Linked DNA regions of Mus musculus: region 1 is linked to region 2. The links are chromatin loops, found by intact Hi-C in ENCODE. Cell type or tissue: heart. All regions are shown on one strand. Links, peaks and the distances in the headings refer to the core of each region. The heading gives the core; the rest is flanking DNA. Region 1 overlaps Rbp1 (retinol binding protein 1, cellular). Region 2 overlaps Rbp2 (retinol binding protein 2, cellular).

What was found. Hi-C counts contacts between places; a loop is a spot of excess contacts. Peaks named below come from ENCODE experiments on the same cell type or tissue, not always from the same donor. Only the 100,000 strongest peaks of a DNase experiment are listed, where the experiment ranks them.
Region 1: a loop joins it to region 2, with 2.3 times the contacts of the local background. A loop is called at or near these places in 4 of 42 quality-filtered maps.

Annotation. Positions count from the first base shown.
Region 1 is chr9:98,437,212-98,447,315 of GRCm38, forward strand. Rbp1 (retinol binding protein 1, cellular) reads left to right here. Exons shown (of 4, transcript NM_011254.5): 3 at 7,379-7,480; 4 at 9,085-9,340. The coding sequence ends at 9,138. Among named protein-coding and RNA genes, the nearest start is that of Rbp1, 19 kb to the left of the region's middle. In heart, for the core only: a CTCF peak has its summit at 5,605 (motif pointing right); no DNase peak of the experiment used is centred there.
Region 2 is chr9:98,492,684-98,502,787 of GRCm38, forward strand. It overlaps Rbp2 (retinol binding protein 2, cellular), which reads left to right. Exons shown (of 4, transcript NM_009034.4): 2 at 6,033-6,211. Among named protein-coding and RNA genes, the nearest start is that of Rbp2, 7.2 kb to the left of the region's middle. In heart, for the core only: no CTCF peak of the experiment used is centred there; DNase peaks (open chromatin) are centred at 4,688 and 5,518; H3K27ac peaks cover 465 bases.

The DNA of each region.
Region 1 (10,104 bases), core at 3,210-8,209, 55 kb before region 2:
CTAGCCCAGGAAGGCCCACTCCTCCATGCAGCCCTTCTCTCTCCCTCCCTCCCTCCCTCCCTCTCCCTCTCTCTCCCTCTCTTTCTCTCTCTCTCTCTCTCTCTCTCTTCCCTTCCTCCCTCCCTCCCTCCTTCCTCCTCCTTCTCCTTCTCCTTCTTCTTCTTCTTTTTCTTCTTCTCCTCATTCTCTTCTTCCTCTTCCTCCTCCTCCTCCCCTCCCCTCCCCCTCCTCCTCTTCTTCCTCCTCCTTTCCTCTGTGTAGCCCTGACTGTCTTCAATTTATAGACCAGGCTGACCTCGAACTCAGAGATCTGCCTGCCTCTGCCTCCCCAGTGCTGGGATTAAAGGCATGCATCACCCATGCCCACTTCTTTCCTTCTCAGAACCCTGTGGCTCTTTCTCACATCCATTCCAGTTGTACTTGGCCATACCTCCTCCGGGCTGTCCCTGCCTCAGGCTGATGAGCAACCACCTCCTTTCAGACCTGCAGCACGTCGACTACCCAGGACCTACCATCCTTCAGCAAGTTTCTCTCTTCTTGTCTTTCCTTTACCTCAACTTTCTCTCAAGTAGCCGGAATGCAGGAGGTTGCAAGGGGGGCTGGACCATGGCTGCTGAATGCCGTTTCCTGCAGAGCCAGGCTACATGTCCTCCTCATGTAAGGCTCAGCTGAACCCAGGAGATGCTGAGCACAGTCGCTGACAGCTCCACAGCTGGGTGACCTCAGTCCTCAGACTACACGGGGTCTGGAGGAGTCAAGGTGAGGGTGCTTCATAACCTGCTCTGCACCCTGCTGAGTATCCGTACTGGTCACCATGGTGACTGTGGTGGTGGTGATCATGATATGATGCTGTCACTTCAACCAGGAAGCCTTCCAGGTGCCTGGACAGGGTTGGGTGACACAGACCTCTAACATTCTCCAGCCCAGCCTCTCACCTGCTCCTCAGAACTTCAGTCTCAGTGGTAGCCCTAGCACTGTAATGGTCTAACCTGAGTCAAGGCCCTTTCTAAAAATGATTGGGGGGGGAGGGAAACTAATGTGCCAAGATTATGGGGGGGCGGGGAGGAACTAATGTGCCAAGATTATTAATCAGAACATATTTCATTTTGTTTATCCTAAGACTTGTGTTACCATTAGCTGTTAACATCTTCATGGTAGAAATGAATGTCTTCATTGAATTCTCTTGTGCCCTCAGAGGTCTTGTTATGACAACATGTATTCATAGTGGCTGTTTTTAGTGGTCTTTGTGTCTCTAGTTACTCATTAACATTTTAAAGCCTTATTAATTTGGTTTTCATCTGTGCTCACAGTGAGTTGGCTTTCTCTCCTAAATGTGCTCATTTGGGGTAATTTTAAGGAATTCCCTTAGGAGAGGACTAGACAAAGAGAAGCCACTGCCTACCCATTGCGCTTCCCAGTGGGGCAGAACTGAGTGCCGTCAGCCCCACCTGCAGCAGGCTGAATATTACAGAAACTTAGGAATCTTTTGCCTCTCTAACCCTTGCGGATTAATGAAACATTGTTGCAAGCTCTCAGGACTGGGTCTCACGTGTTAGGACTTATGGCTTTCCTACCCCTCCGCCCAACAGCTTGTTTAATACAAGCACCAAAGGCTGTCTTAACAGGAACGGGAAGACCCTCCGAGAGAAAATCATGTGTTAAAACCACACTGCAGGAGGCAAGGCAGATCTGTATCTTTTAACAACTCACAGGCTGTACACAAGAAGTACCAACTCACTGTCTGGGCTCTGATTTTTATCCCCAAATCTAAAGAGTGTGGGTGTTGGGGTCAGAGCTGGGTCAGACTGGACTCCGGAGCTTGTAGACAAGACTCCCCATAGGAAAGGCATCTCCTCTTATGACCTGCCTCTGAACCCACAGAGATAAGACTGACCCAGAGGCGGGTACAGCAAGGGAGACCCTGGCAGTTCTTTGTGGACAAGCATGGAGGCATCCCTGTCCTTAGAGTGAGTGAGTGGCAGATTGTGGGAACTTTAATAAATGTCACATGTTTTCTGAGAGCCACATTGAGTCTCAGCATTTATAGGTCATGTGGGGTCACTGACTGTCACAACCAATACTGGTCACCTGAAAGGGACAAAGGAACATCAAGACATCCCCGGGACAGGGTCACCCCAGCTTGCTGACTGCAGTGCCAGCTAGGATTTCTGAATGGCTGGGAAGTAGATAATGGCTTTTGAAGTGACAGTCCCTTGTCAGAATAGTATAAAATTGTCTTCGCTCATCTCTTGGCACATGGTTCAGAAACTGCTGACACAGCCAAAGAGGTGTGGATTATTGTTCATTTTTAATAAAAAACTTAGGCTGGCTTTGGGTATAAGCAGCTGCCCTGGCTCCAGCCCCTTTGTACCTTCCTGTGGTGTTGAAATAAGTACTATTGAGAAGCTAAATTACAATGTGACTGTCCACTGCCTTGTCCTTGTATCTGGTCTTCATAGCTAAGGTGGGATTCTGAGTCTAGGGTAGCAGTTTTACACACACACACACACACACAGAGAGAGAGAGAGAGAGAGAGGGAGAGAGAGAGAGAGAGAGAGACCAGCCTCCCCTCTCTTTGAAACTTGAAAAGTATCAGGAATGTCTTCCTGATTGAAGTCCCCCACCCCCAAATGCAGATTAATTGGGTGAATCTAGGAAAGTGAATCAAACAGCCAAGACCCCTTCGAATCAGGCTTTGAAAGATGGCTGGCTACTGACCTCAGAGGAAGGCCAAAGTGGTGTTTTTGGATCCTAGAGTAGGTTGTAAGAAAAATTTACATTTTTGTGTCATTAAAAAAAGGAATTACCATCGGGCATGGCACATACCTTTAATCTCAGCACTTGGGACACAGAGGCAGTTGGATCTCTGAGTTTGAGGCCAGCCTGGTCTACCTATTGAGTTCCAAGTTAGCCAAAGCTGCCTTCCATTTCATTCCGAGTGATTGCCCTTCTCCCCGCAGCTCCTCACACCCCTTTCCTGCTGCTATAGAACACCAGACTTTGAGTCACTGAGACAAATACCACCTAGGCCAGACTGACCTTAAACCTATAGTGAGTCTCTTGCCTCAACCTCTCACGTGGTGGAACCAAAACCTATCTTCCTACTTCCAAAGACTTTAGCAGGTGTCTACCAAGTGCCCTGCCATGGGAAACAGGAGTGCCCTTGTGATTCTGATAAAGTCACATAACCTTTCTAACCTCAGATGCCCTACCATGTCCAGTATAGTCGAGAGCAATCTGTGCTCTAAGGTACCTAGGATAAGAATCAAGAGGAACTTGGTTGAGGCCAGGAAAGGGCTTGGACACTGACAGGACCAACTGAGGGATCTCTTCCCTGTGTATAGGGTTCTCAGAAAGACTTCTGTATATTAGGCATATATCTGCTCCTGGACCTCCTACCACAGTGATGGATATTCTGCCTACCACCAGACAGCCCCCTGAGCTAAGGCATTACTATTGCTTATATCTGGATATGCCATGGGATTTAGAAAGAATGACCACAGCCTTGGGGGCAGAAGCCCACCTTACCTAGTGAATATACCAGTCACGGCCATTCTCTGACAGTAGTCCTACAGGGTAAACGGGTGAGTCTGGTGATCCAGTTGGCATGGTTGTCAAAAGCTTTAGCAATTTGCACACAACTCCACCAGACAGATCCTCCTCAGAACATGTGTTCTGAGGAAATAATGTGCTGAAAGCTTTGTATATGAGGAAGTCTTATTTATACTGTTTCAAATTATAAAATACCCAAATGTCCCAGAGTAGGTAACCAGCTGAATAATGGAGTGTGTGTTCAGTAAAACACCACCAGGGCCCTGAGGGGCTCCTCACTTGTCTGGATGCTCTGCTGGTGCTGTCTTTAAATCATTACTATTTTTGAATAAGAGTCCCTCATTTTCATTTTCCTCTGGCTCTTGCAAATGACGTGGCCATTTTCTCCATAGTGCATAACAGTGAAAAGCATGCTTATGGCTACTATTTGTGGACGTGGAAATCACCTCTAATAAATAAAGAAATGAGGACATAAAGGCATACATGACGGCAATCCTAATCTTCTAAAAGCAGAAATATATGGATATGTTGATAGACGACTGGATAGAAGTACTCCAAAATTTTAGGCAGTTATTTCTGAGGAAGGGAAGTTACATAGACTCATTTGCATTTCTTCTTTTAAGTACAGAAGGTATGAATCTGCCAGCTTTAATGGAAGAAAAGACAATGCCCTGTAGATCCTAGCTGAGACCCAGCCAGTCTGTTCATGCTTCAATGGGGTCTGGAGCCCTTCACCTGCAGAGTGCACAGGAAACTACCTGTTCTTAGGAACTGTTTGAAGCTGAGAACTCATTTCTCCATCCCTCTCCCCATCCCAAGCCAGGCATGGATGACACCCTGTGCACTGCTTTTTGCCACATTTGGGACATAACAGCCTTTGCCCACCGCAGTCTCGTCAGTCACAGACTGTACTGTATTCTGACCTGACTTACATTGGACTTTCTCAGGCTTGAGGCTACACATGTGCCCCAAGTGCGTCTCTGAATCAAGGAGAGGAGCCACGAGGCTTCTTGTGCCCCACATTCACTGTGAACTGCCTCCAGGAGTGAGATCAGTGTGCATACTGGTGCACCCCTGGCTATGCCTGCCTCACTTCTGTCTGTCTGTGTGTCTGCTCGTGTCATTTGTGAAGGTGCACATGCGCTATGCCACACACATGGAGGTCAGAGAGCAACCTCGGTGGTAGTCCTCACCTTCCATTTTGTTTTAGCCATGGTCTCTCTTGTTTCATGGCTGCTTATGCTAGGTTACTGAGACCACTGGTTTCAGACAGTTCTATCCACCTCCTGCCTGCCTCTAGAGTCACACTGGGATTGCAGACATGTGTACTACTGCATGTGGCTTTTAAATATTAGTTCTGAGGATCCAGGCTTAGCTAGTGGGGCAGGTGCTCTGCCTTCTAAAATGTCAACCCAGTTTGCTCTCTCTCTACCTCTACCTCTCTCTCCCCTCTCCTCCTCCTCCTCCTTCTTCTTTCTCTCTCTCTCTCTCTCTCTCTCTCTCTCTCCCCCCCTTTCTTTCCCTTTCCCTCTCTCCCTCTTTCCCTCGTGTGTGTGTATGTGTGTGTGTGTGTGTGTGTGTGTGTGTGTGTGTGTGTGTGTGTACACACTCATCTACATGTACAGTTGCATGTATGCATGTGTGTGGAAGCCAGAGGCCAGGCTTAGGAATTCTCTCCCCCACCCCTCTCTCCTTTCTTTCTCTCTCTTTCCTTTCTTTCTTCCCCCTCCATTCCTTCTTTCATTCTTTCCTCTCTTCTTTCTTTCTTTCCTCCTCCTTTCCCTCCTCCTCCCCCTCCTCTTCCTCTTCCTCTTCCTCTTCTTTCCCTTTCTTTTTTCTATTCGGTTTCCCATTAGCCTATGGTTCACAGAGTAGGCTGGGCTCCCAAAGATCTTCTAATATCTAATATCTCCCTAGCCCTGGTATCGTAACAGAGGTCAGCACTGGCCTTTTTACATGACTTTTGGAGCTCTAATTCACACTGTTGTACTTTGGAAAAGGACCCATCTCCCCGGCATCTCCTGAATGTCTCACTGCAGGCTCATCTCAACAGCAGAGGGCAGTAGTGATCAGCAAGCGCAAAGATGGGGCTTGGAGGGCATCAAGGAGAAAGGAGCCAGTGGGCCTCCAGTGGAGTCCTCACTTTGCACTCCTTGCCAGCGTTTTCCTCCCTCACATCTGCATTATGCTCTTACTGACTGTCCTGATGCTGAGCTGAACGTGACAGACAATGCAGGAAGCTCAGAACCTGAGCTATCTAAAGCCAAGGCCCCAGAGTCGGCTCCCTCATGCCAGGTGGGAATGTGGGGATCCTGGGAATGTTAAAGTCACTGAGAACCACACAGTGAGCAAGATTGAACAGAGTCCTTCCCGCTGAAAGGTGGGTGGCAGGGCTCATGAGGACTTTCCCTTATGGCAAGGATGTATATCCAAAAGGATGTGGGCATGGTACGTAGGAGATGTCCTGGCCATATCTGTCACCCAGCTCAGGTTCTGTTGACTCAGGCACTTATTTAATGGTCATGCTAAGGAGACAAGATTGAGCTCCCATTTTTTGATCCCCCCTCCCCCCGTGTTCCTGGGTGGGTCTTGGCTGCTCAAAGAAACAGAAACCCCTCAGGGATGCCTGTCTTCTCTCTCAGCATCTGGAAGGACACGCCATGCTCTATGAGGATGTGGAGGCTCAAGGGTGGGATGTGAGGTTCCATCAGATCGAGTCCAGCCTGTGGGCTGGTCTCAGGCAGGACAGGAGGACTCTACCCATAGTTCAAGTCCTGAGCATTTGTACTTAGAGTCCCCCATCTCTGCCATTGTCTCCTGACAAAGCACCAGGAACCTTTCCCCTATGGGTCCAGCCTTCCTCTCTGGAGCCCACCCCAGTGTCTCTTCCTCCCTGGACTCCCCTTCCTTAACTTACTGCTGACCTCCCAAAGCCCCTGGTCTGAAACCCCAGCAACATAAAGCTGTATAGCACATCAGAAGAGGGGGCTTCCGAGCACTACTGACCTATGTCCACACCACTCAGATGAGCAGAGCAAGTCTCTTAACCTGGGACATGTACAGGAGATTCCAGGCCATACAGCAGGATATAACAGTGGAAACTGAGACTTGGCTTAGAGAAGACAGGAGGCTGTCGACCAACATCTTGTTGACATCTGAGCTCCTTCTCCCTAGGAGATGGAGGCTCTCTGAGGACATGGGTGGGGTTTTGTAGATATTAGAAGACCTAGCAGAGCTGGTGAGATGGCTCAGTGGGTAAGAGCACCCGACTGCTCTTCCGAAGGTCTAAAGTTCAAATCCCAGCAACCACATGGTGGCTCACAACCACCCGTAATGAGATCTGATGCCCTCTTCTGGTGTATCTGAAGACAACTACAGTGTACTTTCATATAATAAATAAATAAATCTTTAAAAAAAAAAAAGAAGACCTAGCAGAAGTTGAAATAATAATGATTGAGTAGATGAACTGTCTAGGATAGGCAGGGTTCTCCTCACAGAGATGAGGGGACGAGGCCCTGACTGGCATATCTCAGAAATCCCTCCTCCCTGTTTCCCATTCACAACCCTGCCTCAATGACGTTCTCCCTGTCCTAATTGCCCTTTTAAGTGGAATTTATGAAGGTTTTCATAAATTTAAAACTGATCTGCACACTTTAATAAAAGCATGTGGCGGGCAGGGAGTATTAGGATGTGAGTTTTCTGCACTAGAATTGCCGTAAGCGCATCTTGAATTATTGAGGTCAGGAGCCTCTCTCTCCTTCAGTCCTCTTGAGTGTGGGTGTGGGTGCTTCCCCAGGACTGACTACTGTGTTTCTTGCTTTGGCAGACCACTGTGAGCTGGGATGGTGACAAACTCCAGTGTGTGCAGAAGGGAGAGAAGGAGGGACGTGGCTGGACGCAGTGGATCGAGGGTGATGAACTTCACCTGGTAGGTTCCACGGTGGGGACCCAGGCTGTGTCCCCAGCAGTCCTCATGCCCTGAGGGAGTGAATGGACAATGGAAAAGAGCACTGGGTAGGCATTGGTTCTATTCTAAAGTATCTCTTCTGCAGAAGATGCCTGAATGACTTGGAAACCATACAATGTGTTTCCAAGGTCTAGGCTGACTCAAGGTCCAGCCAGGGGGAGCAGGCGGAGAGGCAGGTGGTAGTATGAGCAGCTGTCAAGGTCCTTGTGTTCTCTGGAACAGAAAATCAGCTTCCTGTTTTGATGGTGAAGACGTGGAACTCTGAGGGGCTCGCTGGCAAGTCCTATTGCACTTCCACAAAGCACTTCCAAATAACATATATGTATCCTGTGCACAATGGGACCAGAGCCAAGCAGAAATTCACCGGGAGTGTGTGATCTCGCCTTAGGCTGGGGGCCAGGAAAGGCTTTCTTCAGTCAGTCCTCCTCTCTACCCTCAGCCTCAGGGCAAAGCCACTTCTACTCTGCCTTCTGCCTGGGCAAGATGGCTGGGCTCCGTGAGAGCTACCAGGACCCATGTCCTCTGAGGTGGAAGTCTCTATCCTTCCTCCTTCCTGGAACTCCCCAACTACCCTCCCTGCAGAAAGAGCCTCGCTCTCAAGGTTCAGATGACCTTGAGCTAAATCCTGGGCCACTCACTGGGTGCCTTGGGTAGGACCCAGCTATCACATCTTCATCTCAGAATGCCCTACCACTGCCCCTGAGCTCCACAGCTGCAGCTGTGGAGGAGGAGAGGAGAACTGGAACGAGAGGAGCAGGCCAGCTGCATGGGGCCCCGGGCCATGGGGTTCACCCGCCAACTCCCTGGGTCTCTGTTTGCTTAGCTGCAAACAGGGTGGACATGATCTCAGTGTCCCCTCACCTTTTAGCCCCGTGGCTCTGTGCCAGAGGCTGCAAATCAGGGTGCAGAAGGTTCTCTGGGGTTTCACTTGATCCTCGAAGAGCTTCAAGATTCTTCTGTCACCATTTCAGGTTTAGTAATGGTCACACAAATATCCAGCTTCGCTTCCCAACAACTTGGAAGGCAGAGTTTGATTGCCACTGCCCCCAACCCCTGCCATAGTCAACAGGAGCTGCTTCTATGGGCTGACCTTGGGCTGTCTTGGTTGCTCTTAGAACGACTGGGAAGGCCTGGGTCCACCCACTGAGATAAGGTAGTTCCAGGGAACTTCAGTGGGCAGTCTGGGCTTAAATTCTTGAACTACTCTGAGGCAAAGTAGTGAACCACGCCTCCGGGCTCAGTTCTTTTGAGCCTGGGCACAGACTGTTCCAGGCCTAAAGGATTCCTGAAGCCCTTTAGCTTTTTAAGGGAATAAAAACAAGGGAGCCATCAAGAGTTCCTATTGGTCAACTTAGAGCCACTCCTTCTCTCACCCAACTCCTGCTACAGGATCAGAGAGCCTCATTTCTGTGGATCCCATTCTATCAACTTCCTAAAGACGTAGTGAAGCTCATACAGTACAATAGTAGCCACTGAATATGTTCCAAGTCCCTGTCCCAAGATTCTCAAGTGTAATGTTGCTTCAATGAATTCTAAGCTAATAACCAGTGTCTTTATTATTCCAGGAAATGAGAGCTGAGGGTGTGATCTGCAAGCAAGTGTTTAAGAAAGTACACTGAGCAGCCCGAACAGCCCGAGGAGATAACCTTGGTCTTCAGGAACAAGTGGGATGGGCCTGTGGTCAGGAGCCCCCTCTGCCTAACATGGGGACCGAAACGCATACCCACCCCAGGCTTCTGCCAGCGAAGTCTCTCTCTTTGCCTGGTCTCTTTTCCTTTTCTTAAAATGAAGCGACCCCAATAAAAGTGATCTCTGTTTAAAGACATGTGTTTTGGAGGAATTTCACATCTACCTTCACTTGTTTTTTTTTTCCTCCGAAGCCTCTGAGGCCAGTTTTTCCCAACACCTCTCTTGGGTAGAAGGAGAAGCTGTGCAAAGCCACAGATTACACCCTAAAGGCACAACTATGTATCTTCCTTCCCCTAGAGGCAGCTTGGCACTGCAGTGTGCATGATTTGGTATCTATCAGCTGGGTGTTAAATACTTTCTTTCCACATCACTCATCCAACCCAAGCCACAGTGTAGTGATGCTATGGAAGCAGGAGTCGCCATCAACCAAGGCACAGAAAGCCTAACGGGTGCTGGCCAGCAGAATCTGGCTTCAAAGTGCACGGTGCACCCAAGAGATATTCCAGTGTTATCTATGAATAGAAAGAAAATGGACAGGGCTGGAGAGATGGCTCAGCGGTTAAGAGCACTGACTGCTCTTCCAAAGGTCCTGAATTCAAATCCCAGCAACCACATGGTGGCTCACTACTATCCCTAATGAGATCTGATGCTCTCTTCTGGGATGTCTGAAGACAGCTACAGTGTACTTACATATAACAACAAATAAATCTTTGATCTGGGGCAAGTGGGGTCGGAGGGATGGCTCACAACCATCTGTACAGCTACAGTGTCCTCATATACATAAAATAAATATTTTTTAAAAGAAAGGAAATGGACAGGATTTTCATCCAAAGCTAGAATGGGGCAAAGTTACTGATTGGATTTGACTTCACCTACCCACTGGGGGCTGATGCCAA
Region 2 (10,104 bases), core at 2,486-7,485:
TTAGACTGATTTCACTCTAAGGAGCAGACTAATTCAACTCTTGGTAGCAGGCCTCTGCTGTGTAGAGGGGCATCTGGCACTTTGTGGACTGAGCTGACAACCACGGGGGAGAGCTCTAGCTAAACACAGAATGTGGGTGTCTTTGTGTTGCTTTGCCCAGATGCTGATAGAGTTCTCAGGGTTCTAAGGACTTGCCCTGCCTTGATGACACCACAATACTCTGCACAAAAATACCTCATGCAGACTCACTTTCCCAGCACGGAGGCAGGACACCTGGTTTCCTTCAACTACCCAAGAACAGGGTGGGGCTGGCAGTGATTAACATCAAGAGACTCAGCCAAAAGCAGATGAGGAGTGGCCACCCTGTCAGTCTAACCAGCCAGAAGCAGCTCCACTGATCTGTTTAATTTCTGACACACCCAACTTAAAGGCAAGATTGCTTTCCCAAGACTGGGAAATCAATGAGGCTTGCCTTTGGTGCCCTTTTGTGTACTTGGCATTTGAGATGAACATGGCAGAGATCTTTACAAATCCCCAGATGTGTATATACCATCAGGTGTGACATTGCTCTCTGCCTATGAACCATTACTTTCTAGGACTTTAACTCTGTCCATCAATGAGGAAACTGGCTTTCTCGGGGGGGGGGGGGGGGCGCTGGTTCTTTGTGCTGTAGGGAGGGAGACTTTGTTGCGATGCTGCCCTGAACAGAACCCTGGCTTTGTCAATAGCCCAGTGGCTCACTCGATAATGCTCTCCTCTACACATGACTCAGGTACTGACCTCAGCAGAATGACATGTCACAGCAACCTTTGAGTTTACCTCAAATTAATAAAGTCATTAAGAGCTCAAGGGTGAGTGTCCAGGCTGGTTCAGTGGTGCTTCTTCTCCTGCCTTGGGCTCTCAAGTCTTTGCTAGATTATCTCTGATCCTGAAGAAATCAGCTTTTTCAAGGCCTATCACTCAAGGGCTCTGTCATGCCCTGAAGTCCTCCTTTGGACCAGAAAACAGAGGAGTGGAAGAGACTTCTTCAATTCCAAAGAAGAGCCAGGCAGAGCTATAAAAAGATCACCTGACAGAGACAGGAGCAGAGTCCATCAACTTTGCCAACTCACCTAGCTGCCACAATGAGACATCAGCACCTGCTTCTAGAAGCAGTGAATGTACCATCTGCAGTAGGACCCAAGTTGCTCTGCTCTTGAGGAGATCAGGCAGGTGCGGAGCATCAAGATTGTCTCATCCAAATGCTGTGACTTTGTAAAAAACTGATCGTGTCTGAAGTAGGTATAGCCATCTAAGTACAGTCATCTTCAGTTATGTCTCATTGATGTAGGGTTGAGTGGATCTCCTTGGTGGTTGTTGCTTAAGGGCTCTCATCCAGTACAAGGGGATAGTGGCTGGGGATGGAGCCTTCTTGAAGCCATTTCCACTCTAGCTAGGGGATACTGGCTGGTGACTGAGACCTTACTTAGCTGTGGCTAAGGACATCTACATGGTCTCCCCATGTGATATGGGGATTTTCACAGCATGTGGCTGTGCCCAAAGAGGGGAGGCAGTGGTGCATGGTCTTTGTGAGCCACTGTCAGAAACCACTAGGTGTTTCTTTCAGTGTGTTCTATTGGTCCAAGTGGTACATTCCCTTTCTCTATTCATAGGGCACTCCAGAGATCTCACTCCTCTGAGAGAAGAATATTAAAGCCACACTGTAAGACAGATAGGATAGGATAGGATAGGATAGGATAGAGCCAACTAGAAAAATACAGTCTGTCATAGATGGGACACCAGATAATCTTAGACCTTGGCCAATAAATGTCCAGAGTTACTAAATGGAAAGCAGAGCTAAAATATCCCCAGTAGAGGAGCAGTGAAGACTTTCCAAATCCTTCAGGATAGGGTATTAGAGAATGTAAAAGAATCCAAGCAGAGATAGAGTCGGGCCTGGCCATGTTCATGTGCAGAGTCATAGACATGAGATACCAAAAGGAGTTGTCTATTCAGAGCTGAAGGGGAAGGAGAAAAGAGAGTCTAAGAAACATGAGGATATTTAGCACAGTGTACCACGAGTGAACTTCATCTTCCAAAGACAGCGAACTGCCTCCAGGGCAGAAGTCTATGAGGTCACCACACTAACTCAGGCAGCCATTTATTGCCTCCAATGGCACGGAATTGGAAGGGTTGGTTGAATGGTCCTGGAAGTTGGGGAAACTGCCAAGAAGGATAGGCATGGGGATAGCAGAGCAGGGAGGGGAGAGTAGACATGGAGACTGGGTAGCAAAGACACGGGGAAGAGGCAGCCCTGAAAACAGATAACCATCTGGTAACCTCGTCAGTGGAGATGGTGACAGGGTTGCATCCTAAAAGTAGCTGGGCAGGATCCGATTTTGACGACCTTTTATTCTATACATTGTCCCTGTTTGGAAAATAAAATCTTATCTCAATTCCTGAAAGATGGTGAGGGCCACTTTTTTTTTCCATTTAAAGCAATACACACAGACTTAAAAAAAAAAAAAAAAAAACAATGTTTACTTCTAACAGCCTGGTAGGTTTCTAGTAAACTCAGCACCAGGAAAGGGGTATCCCCAGAGACAGAAATCAGACAGCCCCTGTTGAACGCTCTCAGCAGAAAATATTTCCTGAACATCTGCAAAGTGAGAAATCCCATTCTAGCTTTTGTTTTTGTTTTTTGGTTTTTTTCTTCCTGCTCTGTTACATTTGTGAGGCACCGGATAAAAAACCCAAAAGCTTTCGGTGGACTGTCAGTGGTAACCAGTGCACATGTTATCGTCATGTATTCACTATTTCTTTTTAACCAACTCAGGTTCCAACAATATATTGAGTACCTACAACACACTAGGAACTCTTCTGGTCACTGGTGATGGTGTGGCTAATAAGAGGATGGTCCCCTACCCTGGTAGAATTGATCTCCTGGCTGGTGGGAGGGAGACAGGGCTACTGAGAGAACACCAGACACTGTGGGGGACGACTTTAGGTGATGCAAGTGTTTTAAAGAAAAGAGAAAAGAATAATGTGTGAAGCATGACAAAAGTCAAGGGAGATGACTTAAAGAGTTGACAGTGCTTAAGGCCAGAGCTTGAAGCTGAGATGTGTCCCCAAAGCAAGGGACAGTAAGTGCAAATGATTTGTGTGGGTCCAAAAAAAGTAGACGACAAGAAGGCTGGGGTGTGGTAGTATTCAGACAGTTGGAAGATAAGAGGCTGAGGATGGAGAGATAGGCAGAGGTTAGACCAAGAATTCTGTTTTTCCTATTTTGGCTTCATATAATCACTACACATCCAAGCCTATCATAGATATGGACATGTAAAAACTGGAGCCTGGAGTTGGGCCTGAGGATTGAAGGGATGTTTTCCATTTGGTAAGATGAGGAATTGGAATTCCAGAGAACTAGGGGAATTTCCTAGGGACACGTGGGACTAGGAAATGGCAGGGGTCTTCTAACAACCGGCTAACCCTTTCTTACTGTTCTAAATAGGGTGAGGGTGCCAGGTGGGAGGGGCCTTCATTCTGAGCAGAGCTAGATGGGACAATGGGAATATCCAAAGTGGAGAGACAGCATCTTCAGAAACACCGTAAGAAGGTCACTCGGGATCAGAGTCTTAATTGCCCTACGTGATACCTGGTTGGACTTTCAAATGGGAAAGTACTGAGGCAGCAAAGGCCAGGTGACAATGATGTATGCTTCCCCCTCCTCTGGCCTCACTTTCATGGTCTGGATGGACATTTATATTCCTGACCTCTATCCCAGTCGAGGACACTGAACTAACGTTTCAGGGTGCAATCCCGGAATCACAAGCCTGATCGCAATAGCCAGGGAGGAGTGAAGGAAGAGACAGGCAGGGGCCAGTCTAATTCCCTTCTAAACGTGTCCTCTGGAGGAGGAAATGGTATGGAAAAAAAAAAAGAGAAAATTGCTCTTCCACCTGGCTTCCCCTTACTGCCTGGAAGTGTCGATGATTTGGGAATTAAGGAGTCCAGGTTCAAAGCCCATGGAGGCCGTGCTGGAGCAGCTCTCAGATTCCCTGTGATGGAACCCTGTGCATCTCTGCTCTTTAATTTACAAAAGTGCACCTGCCCTTTTAGCTTGCAACCTTAGCTTTCTTCGCAAGCACGTTACAAGGCATTTTAATGTCGAGTAGCGTGCTCGTATTTCAGGTTTATGGCTTGCATTGTTCAAAAGGCAGTTATGAAAAGTGTGCTTAATGAAGTCACTTCGCAGGCGTTGATTTGCTCTTCCGCAGCAGCAGCCATAAGCCATGTATATTATTCAGAAGTAGCTTGTCTCTGGACCCTTCCTCCTGAGCTAGAAATTCACTTCACCTGGCTATAAATCAGGCTTCGGAGGTACCTTTAATATAGAAAAGCAGATAAAACAAACCTGATAACGCTAGTGTTAAAATATCATATCCGGAAACAGTTTCCTCTGCAAAGTTCAAAGAGAAAGTACTTGTGTGTGTGTGTGCACACACACATTTGTGTTCTACAGCTACATTTAAACCCTTTTGATTAGAAATATCTAACAAGAAATCCACCAGCAGAGAATTTGGCTTCCTTCCCCAGGGTGGAGCAGAGGTGACATGATTAACTGGCTTGTGCAAACGCTAAAGGGTGGCCAAGAGGCCAAGTCATTTTTCAATCTGGAGGCGAAGCAGTGCTCACTTCCATTTGCATAGGGGCTCTAATAGCACTCTCCCAGCCCTTGTCAGGAAGATTGACTCCGCTGCTGTTTCCAGGACACACCCGTGCTCTCAGCAGCTGGCCGATTCTGCTGCCATCCCTTTCTAGGCAACTCGGGACAAGCAATAATTTTTTTGCTGCGATTCACTTTTCTAGGCAGCCCAGGACAAGCAGTAATTTTTCCTGGGGAGCCTTAGCTACAAATGACGAACAGGCTACATTTATAGGGACACTGTGATGTTGAGCCCCACCTTTTAAATTCTCTGGGCCAAGATTTCTAGTTCCACAGAGCAAATATAGATTTGCTCGCTAAAGAACAGTTTGTTCTCTACAATTTCCATTCTTCTGCAGTCATTTGCCTGGGGTACTCCCCTTTCTTTCATTTGGGTAACGGGCATCCTTTTCCTGCATCCTAATAATGGCTGCAGAAGCCCTGTGAGAACAATTGGGACTTCAGCATGGAGAGCTTGAGCAAACACCACTGACCAAGCAAACTAGAGGGAGGAAGATGACCCAGCCCGTAAATGTCCCACCAGACTGGATAAAGGGCCCAGTGGCAGGTACAGCTGTAGGATCTGGTAGCTGTAGGGATACATAAATATGCTCTGAAACTTTTTCTCTGGGCTAAGCTGATCTGGTCCCCGTGTAACCCAAACAGACAAAGACAACAAAGGAGCCTTGTGTGCAGTGAAGACCTGTAAGCACCTAGGTACCTTGTATAGCCTTTCCCATCAAGCTTGCTGGCTCCTTGCCACAATAACGATAGGAAATGAGCTTTTCCGTCCTTGTTTCCCACCCAGGGGAAAACTGAGGCTCTGAAAGGAAAGAAGCTTTGGCAAGGTCACATACCGGGGAAACTGGGACTGACCCGCCCCCTTTGTGCCGGGGTTTCTAAACTGTAGCATACACAGAGTGAATGGGAAGGATGTACACTTCTAATGGGTTTCCTTGTTTCACTGCTGTTCCTGCTGCTGCTGCTGCTGCTGCTGCTGATGATGATGATGATGATGATGATGGTGGTGGTCAGGGTCCTGGTTTTAGCAATTACTGTCCCAGACCACGCACCTCCATTAACAAATCCATATTATTTGAGCATGCACTATGAGCATAGACCTAAGGCTGGTTCTGGTGGGGAACACACGGAGCAAAACTGGGCAGGGGTCAGAATAATCAAGCCCATGATAGAGCGGTGTGTAAGACAACTAACTCTTGCTTCTCGAATATGTAAAGAAAGGTGGCGTGTCCTCCATCTGTGTATCCAGTCCTGAGCGCTTTGCCTTGTTAAAGAAATGAATGAGTCTGGCTGCACACATCATAACCTTCCCTACTCCCTCTGCCAACAGATATTGATTTTGCCACCCGCAAGATCGCAGTGCGTCTGACTCAGACGAAGATCATCACTCAAGACGGTGATAACTTCAAGACGAAAACCAACAGCACGTTCCGCAACTACGACCTGGATTTCACCGTCGGGGTGGAGTTTGACGAACACACAAAGGGCCTGGACGGCCGACATGTCAAGGTACTTCTGGTTGGGTGGCTTTTTCACTGAGGTTGAATTTCTGGCAGCGCAACACACCCGGGAAGGCTCAGCAGGTCAGAATGGACTTAGTGAGGTTGGTGAAGAGTAATTAATGAAAGGCAGAGTAGGGAGAGGCAGGGAAGGGAGGGAGCAGGGGCCTCAGATCATGTGAGAAATTAAGATTACAAGGCTGAGCAAGCAGCTGAAAGAGAGCAAGTTAGGATGTCCTGGGAATGGATAACTGCAGAGCTCAGCCAAGCAGTTTGCCTGGGTGTAAAGAGGCAGCCATGTTGAGACAGCTCTGCCCAAGAAAAGATTAGGCCCCCTGGTACCTGATGGGTTGTTTGGTTTGGGGTTTTTGTTTGTTCGATTGATTGTTTGATTTTTGTTTTGTTTTGTTTGTTGTTTTTTGTTTTTTGAGTTGGGGCTTTTTTGGTTTGGGTTTTGGTTTTTTGTTTTAGGTTTTGTTGTTGCTGTTTGTGTGTTTGATTTTTTTTGAGTTGTTTTTTTGTTTGTTTGTTTTTGACTTTTGTTTGTTTTTTTAAGAAGTCCCTGAGCATTCAGGTGTTTTGACATGTAACACTCACTTCTGGATGATCCAATTGGCCAAATCTCTTTTCAGGAAATTGTGATGCAGATGAAATAAAGAGAAAACTCAGTAGACCCATTAAAGTCAGAACTCCAGTCTCTGTGGCCTGTTGTGGCTTCTGTCCTAGCAGAGGCTTAACTCCTGGGCCATCACCTAGGAAGCCCTGCAGGGGTCACAGGCCATACTTCCAGTATTGGAATTGCAGTAACCCTCCCTTAACCACACTCTTGCTTTCCATAGTTTCCATTAGCCATGCAGCCCAAAAGCAGAAAATGGGGAATTCCAGAAATAAACAACCCCAAGGTTTAAAGTGTGCGTCATAAATAGCATGATGCAGTCTCCCTTGTCTGCTCCATCCTGTCCAAGACGTTAGTCATTTCTTCCTCCAGCCCATCCACCCTGTGTACATTACCCACCCACCAGTCACTTGCTTGCCACGTTAGTTCCAAAAAATACATAGGGTTCAATTCTACCCGAGACTACACTGAGGCTCTTGGAACACGCATGTTATTGATGAGAGAGGGCTACTGTATTTGCACTGGTCAACCCTGAAAGCACTCAAAAAACAACTCTCACCAGAAGGTGAAGGGTTACCTTCGAGCCTGAGACCTTGACTCTAAGAAAAGGTAGGCGGCCTTTACCCACAGCAGCTGTTTGTGAATAAAGCAGAGGCTGCTACGCTTTAAGCAAATGTGGGGTAAGAAACGTACAGGCAGCAGTAGCTCCTCTATGTTGCTGTGTGATGCCCAGTGGCCCGCTCCTCGCACTTCTTGCGTGTTCCAGTGTTTGGTTGTCCAAATCAAACTACACCTGGTCAGGGTTCTCCAAACAGGAAGAAGGGAGACTTAATCTCAGTCCTATTTAAATACTGCCCTTCCTCAGCCTTAGCATCAAAGCTCTGGGGCTTATACAGAAAGCATGGAAGGGCTCCTGGTTTGCCACATATTACAGTGGCCACTGACTGCACTGCTCTCGCCCATGTAGTATATACAAGGCTGGATATTCACAGTACTCTCTGTACCGACTTGGCTACAGGGCTCCTAAACAGGGAAGAATGGAGCTGAATACATTGTCTCTGGCAAATGAGCCCTCGTCTCCAGCAAAGGGCTAGGGACGACACAGTGATACAGGCTCTGCCACCCGTCTCTGCTCATTCACCAGAGCTGCCTCTTCCCAGGGGAAGCCACTAATTTGTTCTTCTAGGAGCTCTTCCCAAGTCCCACATCTCTCCCAAAGCGAGGGACTCTGTTCTGGTTCCTCTCCTGGGCTGGAAGTATTAGCGATTGGCTAGCTGAAGTCTTTTCCCTCTACCAAGAAAGAGACTATAGAGAGTAAATGAGAAACTCTTCAAATGCTCTTCTCTGGCCACTTTTACTTCCCTTAGTGTTTGGCTATAGCAAGTGCCAGCTGTAAGCAGGAGGGACCCTTATTAAGTGGTTCCCTTTAATGCCATTGACCCTGTGCCAGTCTCAGGAACAGGCACCCTTAGCTAACAGGTGTTAGAGTGACCCTGTAGGTTAGAAATCCAGATTTCTTAACCCTTAACTCTGACCATTGTTCTAACAATGTGAGATTTTTGGCTCTAAAGACTTGATAGATTTAAAATTAGTTTTTAAAAGAAAGAGTAAGTCCCCGAAGGTCCCACTTTAGGTCCCTTGCTGTGGGGCTCTGGGGGTGATGGGACCATAAGCCTTTCCTAAACTGTGTCCAGAAAGCTAATTCATCAGACTCCAGAACTATATGGGAAAATCTGCCTCCGAAGGTTTGCATCTCGCCACTGTGCCAGGCTAATCAGTTCTTGATTTGTTTCCCTTCTCCTTGCGATGTGAGGCGAGGCTTCTTGAAAGCTAACACTCTCCTCTCCGACAAGAGAATTCCCTCTTCCTGAAGCAAGTCATGTCTGTCCTTCTGGCCTTTCCTGATCCTTAAAAATACTTGTCAACAGCCCACCCCTCCCCCCACCGTTCTCATTCTCCCTCCTAAGATCATCATTTAACATCACTGCAGGGAACAATGATCCTTTCACCCATACCTTGTCTCCTCTTTGCCTGTAACAGAAAGCCAGGGATAGCAATCTCTTTCTCTCCATCTCCATCTCTGTCTCTGTCTTTCACACACACACACACACACACACACACACACACACACACACAACTGGTAGGATGAGATATATTTGACTAGAGACTGAACAAAGGTCTAATCCCATGAGAATTACAGCTCAGAGCAGGTGCCCTTGGGATCATCTACTGCCTCTAACAGGAATAGAACCCTTTAACTCTGAGGAGCACATGAGCCCCACCCCTCCTCACGAGCTGCGTGTGTACACACGTGTATGCTCAGATTGTCAGGGGCATACGCTTTGTGTGCAGCACACTCTCATTCCCTAGGGCTCCACTTCTCAACTCGGATCATTCTCAGAACCTTCAAGAAAAGTTGACATTCATCAGGGGAAGGTGTGGTTGCCGTAAGAGCCCCAAAGGGCCCGGTTCTGCACCAGCCCAGAGCAGGATTATAAAAACACATCAGAGATGAAGCTGACTCCGAGGGCTCAGAGATCCCCCTTTCCCTTCGGATCACCACATGTTATCCCCACTTCTTACCCCGACTTGTTTCTAAGAGAGTTTAAAGCCCCTTATCAAAAACACAAAAGCAGGGATGGAGGTGTGTCGCGCTGGTGTAACACTTGCTTAGCGTGCACAATGTTGGAGGCTCAATTTTCAGAGCTTAAAAATACACATATATTTGCATGTAAGACATAGAGAAGTCACGGAAGGGCTTCAGAGATGCCCCGTCCGCCAAGTTCTTGCTGCACAAGCCCGAGTCCTCGAGTTTGCATCCCAAGAAACCACACAGAAAGTCGGGCGCACCGGCACACATCTAATTCCCGTGCTGGGGAGGGAGAAACCAAAGGATCTCCAAGGCTTGCTGTCCCCAACAGTGCAGGCAAATCTCTGAGCTCCAGGCCTAGTATGCTGGAGAGCAATCGAGAAAGGCATTAAACATTTATCTCTAACACATACACATACCCACATACCCACACTCATATGTACTGGCACACACACGCACATACACTAACATGTATGTGTATGCACCAGTAAATGAGAAATAATTGATTACCCATATGATGAAATGTAGACTGTATAACCATAACCATCAGAAGGAATGAAGTGCTGATTCCTAGCACAGTATGAATAAGCCTGGAAACATGCTAAGCATCAGAAGTGACACACAAAAGACCATGTATTATATGAAGACCCATGACAGGCAAATTCATAAGGGTTAGAGGACAGAAGAAGCAGTATTG